Linked DNA regions of Homo sapiens: region 2 is linked to region 1. The links are chromatin contacts, found by Hi-C in ENCODE. All regions are on one chromosome and are shown on one strand. The core of a region is the stretch at or near the end of the contact, and the rest is flanking DNA. Distances in the headings are between cores, read along the strand shown.

What was found. A loop is a pair of places that touch in the nucleus more often than their neighbours do. Pooled maps may share reads with other maps.
Region 2: a map with no recorded cell type shows a loop between it and region 1 (6-fold over the local background). The contact joins two enhancer-like sites. A Hi-C loop is called at or near these places in 4 of 37 single-sample maps with no recorded cell type and 6 of 50 pooled maps.

The regions. Positions count from the first base shown.
Region 1 is chrY:13,433,597-13,439,068 of GRCh38, reverse strand. All of the region lies in intron 4 of UTY (ubiquitously transcribed tetratricopeptide repeat containing, Y-linked), which reads left to right. Among named protein-coding and RNA genes, the nearest start is that of MIR12120, 43 kb to the left of the region's middle. Within about 2 kb of position 2,373, at least 7 of the 41 ENCODE cell types and tissues checked have a DNase peak (open chromatin) inside an H3K27ac peak, as active enhancers do.
Region 2 is chrY:14,342,173-14,347,644 of GRCh38, reverse strand. No RefSeq gene overlaps it. Among named protein-coding and RNA genes, the nearest start is that of NLGN4Y, 180 kb to the left of the region's middle. Within about 2 kb of position 2,509, at least 3 of the 41 ENCODE cell types and tissues checked have a DNase peak (open chromatin) inside an H3K27ac peak, as active enhancers do.

The sequences.
Region 1 (5,472 bases), core at 1,124-3,623:
CCAAACAGCATCTAAGAGTTGCGGGATCTCCTTTTTATTTTTGACTTCTTTTCCTGCAGCTGTTAGAAGTCTTCTGTCTTTATAGATGTCTCCATGAGCATAGAGGGTAGCAAAAGCATATTTAGAATCAATATAGATATTAACTATCCTCCCTTTTGCTGGTAATAAGGCTCTTGTTAAAGCAATCAGCTCAGCCTTTTGAGCAGAGGATCTAGTTGGCAGTGACTGTGCTTCTACTACTGTTCCCTCACCTGACTTAAAATCATTTATCACTACTGCATACCTGGCTCTGTAAACTCCGTCTGAAATGAAGCTGCTACATCTGTTAAATAGTCTAGGTCTGAGTTTTCAAAAGGCTGATCTTTTAAGTCTTTCCTGCTTGAAAACACTTTATCTACTACATCCTTACAACAATGTGATGGGAATTCTTTTGATTCTTCTGTAGGCAGCAAGGTAGCTGGATTTAGGGTATTCCCTATTTCTACAGTTATATTAGGATTTTCAAGTAACAGTCTTTGATATTTAGCAATTCTTGGATAGACAACCAGTGATTCCCCCTCTGGTCTAACAGGGTTATTACGGTGTGTGGCACCTGAAAGTTAACTTCTGTCCTAGTGTTAATTTGCCAGCCTCCTGGGCCAGCAAGGTAGTTGCCGTTAACTGCTTTAAAGCAGTGTGTCCAGCCTAATGCCACTGTGTCTAGTTGTTTAGATAAATAGGCCACAGGTCTATGCCATGATCCTAGCATTTGTGTTAAAATTCCTACTACTGTCCCTGTTCTTTCATCCACGTAGAAGAAGAAAGGTTTAGTCTGATCTGGGAGCCTATGTTAAGGCCTTTTTGATTTTTTTTAATGCTTTTGCTTGATCCGTCTCCCAGAAGAGGGACTCTTTCTTAACCCCCTTTGTAGCTTTATATAGAGCCTCAGCTAAAAGTGAGAAACTTGGGATCCAAATGCGGCAGAACCCTGCTGCACCTAAGAATTCTGATTTGGCGCCCTGTGGTACCTGTAGGGAGTGTACACATGGCCTCTTTCCGCTCACTACCAAGCTTCTTTTGTCCTTTGCTTATTATAAAACCTAAATATTTAACTTTAGGACAACAGATGCAAACCTTTTTTTTTTTTTTCTGAAATTTTATATCCAGCATTCATTAAGACACTGAGGAGTTCCTCCATGCCTCTTTGGCAATCCTTCTAATTTTTGGAGCTTTTTTTTTGATGTCACTTTGTGACTGGCTAACGAAGGCAGTATTTACCATTTTCTGGTTATCAGCTGCCTGTGGGTCAGATGTAGAGCCAGTAGGTTTCACACAGCTGCTCTTAGAACTGGCTGGGACTCTGATCGGGCTTTTGGAGGACTTCTGAAACTTTTCCTATGTTCATTGCTTTTCTTCCCTCTGACTTTACCCCATTTAGGAGTGCATCCACATACCTCTGTAGGCATTCTAAATGATCAGGGTTGTTTGGGACCCAATTTGGATCAGTGTCAGGGAACTGAGCTTCCGCATACTGCCTGGAATCATTTATGCATTCAGGGGCATTGTTTTCTAGCCATTGGAGGGCTGCTTGCACCACTCTGTGCCTTCCTTCTGTGCTAAATAAACTACTAATAATTGCTGATAGTCTGGCCAGGTAGGACTATGAGTCGAAAAGATTATTCTCGTATCAATTATTGCTTGTGGCTTTTCTGTGTATGATGGGTTATGATGTTTCCAGTTTAAAAGGTCAGTAGTGGAGAAGGGGAGATAAGAGTAAGTTTGTTCTCCACCTTGTACCCTTGATCATCAAGGTAGATTTGTGCCCACGTCTCTCTGAGCGGCATTTGCAGAGCTCGGGAACCACTGGACCTAAGACGCCCTGCCCTGCCTCTTCATCCTGTTTTTCCCTCCTAGTCTTAGGTGGCAAGGATGCAGCTTCTTCCTGCTGTGGAGATGCCCCGCTACTTTCTGAGCTTGTTTCTTCAGGAGACAATTGCCCTTCCTCTTATCTGAGCCTTGCTAAGGATGGGTAGAGAAGGGCATATGGAGAAGGATTCTCTAGCTTCTCCAAAGGAGCCTGTAAGATGTGTGTGTGTGTGTGTGTGTGTGTGTGTGTGTGTGTCTCTTTTGCTTCCTAGTTTCCTTCTCTAAAGGCTTGCATGATACTGTCTTTTTGATCCCTTTTGGACCAGTTCGGGCGACTAGGGTCTTACAATATTCAGCCATGCAGATTCCTAGCCATTTAGGGCAATTTTGGATTATATTTAACCAGGAATCAATATATGGAAATTGATCTGGGTGTCCATGCTGATCTGTTGCCCCTGTTATTATTTGAAACACCCTGCTGGTGATTTTCCAAACAAGGGTGCCCTCTGGCGGCCAACCAATGCCCAAACTAGGCTATTCTATTACACAAAGAGTTCTTAACCTTTGGCGGGGGTCAGCTTTACTCCATATTCCCCAGAAAATCCCTCCTTGAAATTCTTTAGCATGCACTCCAAAGGAGTGGGGGTTAATTCCTTAGGTTCTTTTCCTCCCATTTCTTCCCGCACGACGCAATGACCCTCACTTTCATTTCGGACCGATTAGACTGTCTCCCTCGTGGGGGTGTTTCAGACGCCAGACCCCGCTTGACTTTGGAGAGTTTGTTACTCTCTGCCACAATACCTAGACTGTGGGGCCACCTCCCTCAGCTGTATGCGGTAGCCCCAAAGGAAGTTCGCCTCTAGTCGTCCTGGGTCCAACATTTCACTCACAGCATACAGTCCACTCTAACAGACTTGCGGCCCCCACGCTTCACAGCTGATGAGCCTAGTTAGGCTCCCACATTCACACACATTCGTACACAACTCCTGTCCCCAGGACTCCTCATCAGATGAAACGAGTCTGTCTCGTGTCCTGGGTGGGTTCACACGTACCCACACACTCCCAGTTGGGACAGTTCACTCACACTGGTGACTTCACGGTTTCACTTTCTCTTTGCTCCCTCCGGCTCAGCAGGCTCTACCCTGCTGCCGGCTTCAGGGCTGAATGTCACATGAGTGGTGAGGTCCTTTCCTCACCGCCCCCATTCACCTTCTGGGTTAGGCTAATAGACAACCCTTGAGTGGTGATCAGTGCCCCACCCGCCTGGTAGGGCACGATTTGTGTCTGTCCCTGTAAGGCACCCTTTCTTACTCTGTAGGGCCCTCTTTTCTTACCGTGATTCCTTTTCACTGCGCTGAAAGTTGTCTTGCGGTCTCCTTCCTGCGCTATCAGGGGCAGGGCCTTGGGATGTGGGAGAACCCAGCCCTTTTTTGGAAAACTCTTCGGTCGGCGCGCCTAAGAACTGGGTCTCCCCCGACCCCGGGGCCCAAGTCCCACAGTCAAAGGAGACAGTAGCTTGTCCTCTCTCTCCTCTTGTCGAACTCTCCAAAATGTCGCAGTAAAACTCAGCCAAAGAAGACAAAGAGACCTTTGGAGACCAAAAACAACTTTAATTGAGGCACCTGAGCCAGTAGGCTCACGCCCAAAATGGCTGCCGACCCTGACAAAGAATGCAGGCTTGCTTACATGTTGTTTGAGGCGGGAAAACAAGGCAGGATACCGGTTTCAGACAAAGACAGTAAATTATTTAACCTGTGACAATTCTGAGAAAGCTTACAATTTAGTTATCTTGACCAGTCAGGCTCGAAGCTGGACAGAGCTGGGGTAAGGGAAAACAGGAACGACAGGAATGTGCGGGGGGTCTGGAGGCAGGCAATAAGCTTGGAAGGTTGAGATAAGCTCGCAGCTGCAACCTGTTAGCAATGCTGGGAGGGGCTGCTTAAATTTCTTAGCCTATGTATAACTTCTAAATAACCACACTTAATGTTAACTATTATCTATGTTATGTTTATTATTTTCAACTTTATTATTATTTATTTTATTTTATTTTCCTTCCACAGATTCAGGTCCATGCTGTTTTATATGTAGTTGTATAGTTTCCAGCATTTCTCTTGTATTGATTTCTAGTTGTATTCCAGTATGGTCTGAGATGTTATTTCATATAGTTTCATTGTTTAAATATGTATTAGAACTTCTTTGTATCCTGATATGTGGTCTGTCTTGGAGAATGTTCCATGTGCAGATGAAAAGAATGTATGTTCTACAGTTGTTGGATAGAATGTTCTGTAATTTTTTATGTTCATTTGGCCTGAAGTCCAGTTTAAGTCCAATCTTTTTGTTGATTTCTCTAAATGATTTGTTTAATGCTGTGAGTGAGGCGTTGATATCCCTCCCCTACTCTTAATGTATTGAGATATATGTCCCTTTGGGTCTAGTAATATTTGTTTTATGAATCTGAGTGCTGGAGTGATGGGTGCATATATTTAAAATTGTTATATCCTCTGGCTAAATTGATTCTGTTATCATTATAAAATGTCTTTTAATGTGTGTTTTATCCTTTTGACTTGTCTCTTTTATCTGATACAATGATACCTACTCTTGCTCACTTTTGGTTTCTGGTTTTATTGAATATCATTTTCCATGCCATACCTATGTTTATATGAACCTTTCCATGTAAGGTAAATTTCTTGTAAGCAGCAGTTAGTTGGATCATGTTTTAAAATCTCTTCAACCAGTCTTAGGCCAGGCGCACTGGCCTACGTTGGGAGGGCAAGGAGGGTAGATCACTTGAGGCCAGGAGTTTGAGACCAGCCTGGCCAACATGATGAAAACTCATCTCTACTAAAAATGCAAAAATTAGCTGAGTATGGTGGTGCGTGCCTGAGTCCCAGCTACTTGGGAGGCTGAGGCCGGAGAATTGTTTTAACCTGAGAGGTGGGGGTGGCAGTGAGCTGAAGTCACATCACTGCATTCCAGCCTGGATTACAGAGTGAGACTGTCTGAAAAAGTAAAGTAAAATACAGTTTCTTAAGTCAATCTGTATTTTTCAAGTAGAATACTTTATCTGTCTATATTTTAGGTTATTATTGATATGTGAGGTTTTGTTCCTATCATATTGTAAATTGTTTTCTAGTTCTGTGAAATTTTCTTTCTATTGTCTGTTTGCCAGTGTGGAATTCTGTAATGATTCCCTTTGATTCATCACACTTCCTTTTTGTTTGATTGCTTCAACCAGTTAGTTTTATACTTTCTTGTGTTTTCATGATGGTAAATGTTATTCTTTCTTTTCCAAGCCTCTGGCTACTTTAAGCATATGTTAGGCTAGGCAATTAGTGATGAATGTTCTCAGCGTCTCCTTTTTGAGGGAAGATTTTGTTTCATTTATGTAGATAAGTCTTGCTGGGTATATTTTTCTTCTCAGATTTTTTCCCTTCAGTACTTGGAATATACCCATTCTCTTCTATCTTGTGAAGTTTCTACTCAGAAGCATGCTATTTGTTTGATGTAGATTTATTTACACATGACCAGGTGATATTCTCTTCCTGTTTTTAGTTTCATTTTCACTTTGCCTTTTGAGTTTGATTATAATGTGTCATTGCAAAGAACTGTTTGTGTTTTATCTGTTTG
Region 2 (5,472 bases), core at 1,260-3,759, 910 kb before region 1:
ATAATAACTATAATTTATTGAGCAGTTAAAGATCTTCCACGTGCTCTGCTAAGCATTCTGAATATACCATTGAATTTAATAATTCTCCAAGCAACACTCACATGGAAGTAATATTAATAGCTCAATTTTTTTTAATAAGAAAGCTGATGCTAATAGAATTTAAGCGCCTTCTCCAAACATCTAAAACTGATAAGTGATTGTGCTAGGATTTCACCGTGGGGCTCCTTGGCTCCCAAGTTAAGCACGTCATGTTGTCATTTAATTTGACAACCAATGTCTATTATATCACTTTATCTCTTTGGTGACAATGGAAGTTCCATGAACACAGGGCCCCTATGGGTCTTGATTATTCAACAAAATTTTTTGTACTATTAGGGGTCTTTGAACAATTTTTGAGATAATTCTCTGCTTTTGTTGACTTCCTCCGTGATGTGTCAGGAAGTACTAATACAAGCATGCCTCAAAGAGTGAGAACACATGAACCTACCTTTCCCCTTCGGGACACAGCATTTGATAAATGCTATGAAACTCAATTCAACTCAGTCCCACCTATGTTAACAATACATGTGTATTGTATCAATAAATTATAACTTAAGTTTATCAATTTAACACAAACCTGGGTTGATTGTCTGCCTTCACGCCATGGCATATATTCTTTATCCTACTGGGATGACTTTCACATCCAGTCAGCCTTTTATATTTCCAGTTCCACATCAGCAATTTCAACCATCCTCAGATCAGAAATACTTTTTAAAAATTAAAAATAAAAATACAACAATAAAAACTTAACCAAAACCCAATACAGTATAACAACTATGCTTAGCATTTACACTGTATGAGGGATTATTAAAAATAAAAATAAAAACAGAAACAAAAAACTAGAGATGATTTAAAGTACAGTCGTCTCTTGGTACCAGTAGGAGATTGGTCCTAGGACCTCCAGAGTATTCCAAAATCCATGCATGTTCAACGTCTTGATATGAAATTGTGTCGTATCTGTATATAACCTCTGCACACCCTCCCATATATATTAAATCCTCTCTAGATTACAATAATGTATTGTTTAACAACAGGGCTATGTTCTGAGTGTTGATAAAAAGAGACAAACTCAGTAAAATGTTTGAAGAGATTTATTCTGAGCCAAATATAAGTCACCATGACCCATGATAAAGCCCTAAGTAGGTCCTGAGAACATGTGCCTAAGGTGATGGGGGTATGACTTGGTTTTACACATTTTAGGGAGGCATGAAACCACAATCAAATATATTTAAGAAATATATTGGTTTAGTCCAGATAGTCAGTACAACTCAAGCAAGGTCAGGGTGGGGTGGGAGGGGATGGGGCTTCCAGGCTATAGGTAAATTTAAGTATTTTCTGGTTGAGAATTCGTTGAGTTTGTCTAAAGACCTGGGATATTCAGGTTAAAATAAATGATTGTGGAGACCAAGGTTCTCTTGAAATCTTATTGTGGCAGCTCTTAGAAAAAATAGATGACAAATATTTTCTGTTCAGATTTCTAAAGCATGCTAGACTTTAAGTTAATCTTTTTAAGATAGGGAACATCTGGAAGATAAAGACCTAGCTATGTTAATAGAGATTCTTTACAGATGCAAATTTTCCCCCACTTAGGACAGATTTGCAGGGTAATTTCAAGAATTGACAAAGAAACATGTTTTGGGGTAAAATATTTTCACTTTCTTCTTTGTCACATAATGTTTTGCCAGAGTCATATTGGAAAGTACATCATGATATGTAGGGTTAAATAAAATGCATTTGATGAGAAGTTACAAGTTTGTAGGGCATGACTACCCAGACCCCTTTGATGAGAATTTGGGAAAGAAAATATTAGAGCTTAGTCCTTATGAGAATGTGCTATTAAATGATTTTTTTTGTTGTGTGAATATTAGTGAGTGTACTTACACAAACCTAGATGATATAGCCTGTTATATACACCTAGGCTATACATCATAGCCTCCCACTCCTGGGCTGCAAACATGAACAGCATGCTACTGCACTTACTACTGTAATCAATTGCAACACGATGGTAAATGTTGTGTATCTGAACATAGCTAGACATAGAAAAGGTACAGTAAAAATATGGCATTGTAATCTTATGAGACCACCAGCATATATGTGATCTGTTATTGACCAAAACATTGTTAGGTGGTACATAATTGTACTCATAATACCTAATACAATGTAAACACTGTGTAGTAGTTAAGTACATAGTTATGTACATAGTTACAAAAAAGGTGTTTATTGTTCATTATAGATGCTCTTGATTTCTCCAAATATCTGGATCCAATATTGGTTGAATCCACAGATGTAGAACATGGGGCTAACTGTATATAAGAGGATGTATGTAGGTTAAATGCAAATACTACTGACGGACTAAGTGGCTAAGTTGGCTGGACTTCCTGGGTCTATAGGGACTTCCCCAAGGGGCTTTTCCCTAAGCCAAAATGACTCATAGCTGCAAGCTAAGGGATTGAAACTTCAACTAATCAAAGGGGACTTTCTCCTAAGCCGAAATGAGTCACAGCTGCAAACTAAGGGATTGAAACATCAACCAATCATATTAGTAATTTAAGCTCTAGCTGCAGCCTGATGTTTTTAATCAATCAGGCCTGCCAACCCACAGATAGAAAATAAGCTAATCCTATAGGACAGAAAAAGGAAAAGGTGGGGAAGTCATAAGGGGATATAAGCATAAGACACCCAAGCCAGAAATGACAACCCTTCTGGGTCCCCTTCCACCGCGTGGAAGTTTTACTTTCACTTTGGCTTTAATAAATCTTGCCAGCACACACTCTTTGGGTTGGTGCCCTTCTCTAATTGAGCTGTAACACTCACCACTGGTCCATGACTACATTCCTTGAAGCCTTTGAGACCAGAAACCCTTCAATTGAGAAAAGACCTTAGATCAGGAGAAGAATTTTCATCTCATTTCTGGTCGCCCATATAGGGATTATCCATAGCAGTGAGTAACATTGGACCCCTTTCGCTTGCTATTCTCTTCTATCTTCTCACCAGAAATTAGAGGAAAACACTGGGCACCTGTCTGCCATTTAAAAGTGACAAGCATGGCCACTGGACTTAAGACACAGGTATGAGGCTTTCTGGGAAAGGACTCTTTCTTTAATTACCCCCATCCCTCTGTGCTTAGAGCATTGATCTGCTGGAACCAGTTCCACTTTTCTCTGCCTTTCCTGGGAAAAGCTGAGGGCTGGCTAGAGGAAGAAAACTGTCATCCCTTACTCCTGGCACTGACCTGGTTTAGATCATGGCACAGTGAGAAGCCTCTACTCTGCAGCTGCCCATATGTGCATTCTCTGTCTTTTCTGACCCATGCCTCCTGGGTCCTAATGTCCTCAGAGAAGACTTTCTTGAGGCCCTATCCTCTAGGATCTTTCCTACCCCTGAGTCTAAGAATCTTTTGGCTAGGAACCTAAGTTGAGTGGGGTGGCAATCCAAAGACCCTTGCTCATGGTGCCCCCAGCCTTATTCTTATGCAAATGGATATCACTATACTTATACAGGACCTGTCCCTCATAACCTATACCCTAGGCACTGTCTGGGACCTCAAAGGGCATGCCAGTGGCTGATAGAAGGTCTATGACATTTTTCCTTTTTTTGCCCTAAACTTACCTCAGATTGTAGAGTCTACTTTAATTACCAGCTTTCCTGTCTGGGATCAGTGATTAGAATTGTAGAACTTCTCCACCTCCATACTCAGGTCTCCCCAAATCTCTCTCTCCCGCTAGTAAGGTCTCTCCCTTTGGCCCAAAAGCAACCAGACAAAGAGATAGTCAAGGAACCGTAAGGTGCCAATGGCCCTCGATTGTGCCCCTCCAAGCCATGGGAGGAGGAGGAGACTTTGGCCTGGCATGAATACATGTACCCTTTTCCCTCTCAGACTTAAAACAGATCAAACTGGACATAGGAAAATTATCAGATAATCCTGATGGATATATAGACCTCTTAAAGGGATTAGGACAATCTTTTGATTTAGCATGGAGAGATATTATATTGTTGATAGGTCAAACATTAACTCCCAACTAAAGTGGCCCTGGAGTTTGGGGATCTCTGGTAGCTAAGCCAGGTAAATGATAAAATGACATCAGAAGAAAGGAAACAGTTCTCCACAGGGGCCAACAGGCGGTTCCCAGTGTGGATCCCCATTGGGACCTCAATTCGGAGCATGGAGGCTGGAGTCACAGGCATTTACGGTCTTGTATACTAGAGGGATTAAGAAAGACCAGAAAAAAGCCAATGAATTACTAATTGATGTCCACCATAATGCAGGGAAAGGAAGAAAACCCTATGGCATTTTTAGAGAGGCTAAGGGAGACATTAAGAAACTATACCTCCTTGTCACCTGACTCTATTGAAGGCCAACTAATTTTAAAGGATAAGTTCAGTCATTCAGTCAGCTGCAGACATTAGAATAAAACTTCAAAACCTGCCCTGGGCCCCAAGCAAAATTTAGAAACTCTATTGAATTTGGCCACTTCGGTGTTTTATAATAGGAACCAAGAGGAGCAGGCTGAACCAGGCTGAATGAGACAGACTAGACAAGAAAAAGGCCGCCATCTTAATCATGGCTCTCAGGCAGACAAACTTTGGTGGCTCTAAAAGAAAGAAAGGCTGGGCAGGCAACCCACCTAACAGGGCTGGTTGTCAGTGTGGCTTACAGGGGCACTTCAATAAGGACTGCCCAAACCAAAATAAGCCACCCCTCATCTATGTCCCTTGTGCCAGGGGGATCACTGGAAGGCACACTGCCCCTGAGGGCAAAGGTCCTCTGGGCCAGAGGCCACTAACCAGATGGTCTAACACAGGACTAAGGGTGCCTGCCAGCCCATGCCATCACCTGCACAGAGCCCCAGGTAAGCTTAACCATTGATGTCCAGGAAAATAACTTCCCCCTGGACACTGGTGTGGCCTTCTCAGTTTTACTCTTCTGTCCTGGACAACTACTGTCCAGGTATGTCACCATCAAAATGTTCCTAGGACAGCCAGTCACTAGGCATTTCTCCCACTCCCTAAGTTGTGACTGGGGAACCTTATTTTTCTCTCATGCATTTCTTATTATTCCTGAGAGCCCTACTCCTTTACTAGGGAGAGACCACTATATAGTTATATACTGCTAAAGCAGGGAGCATTATATATTGAATATAGGAGAAGGAATACCTGTTTGCTGCCCTCTACTCGAGGAGGGAGTTAATCCTGAAGTGTGAGCAGAGAAAGGACAATACAGATGAGCAAAAAACACTTATCCAGTTCAAGTTAAATTAAAGGATCCTACCTCCTTTCCTTATCGAAGGCTGTACTCCCTCAGACCAGAAGCCCAATACGGGTTACAAAAGATCGTCAAAGACCTAAAAGCACAAGGATTAGTCAGTCACTACCACTTGCTAAATTTATTTAATGTCACCATTGCTGAAATTCACAAGGCCTCCAGCCAAAATC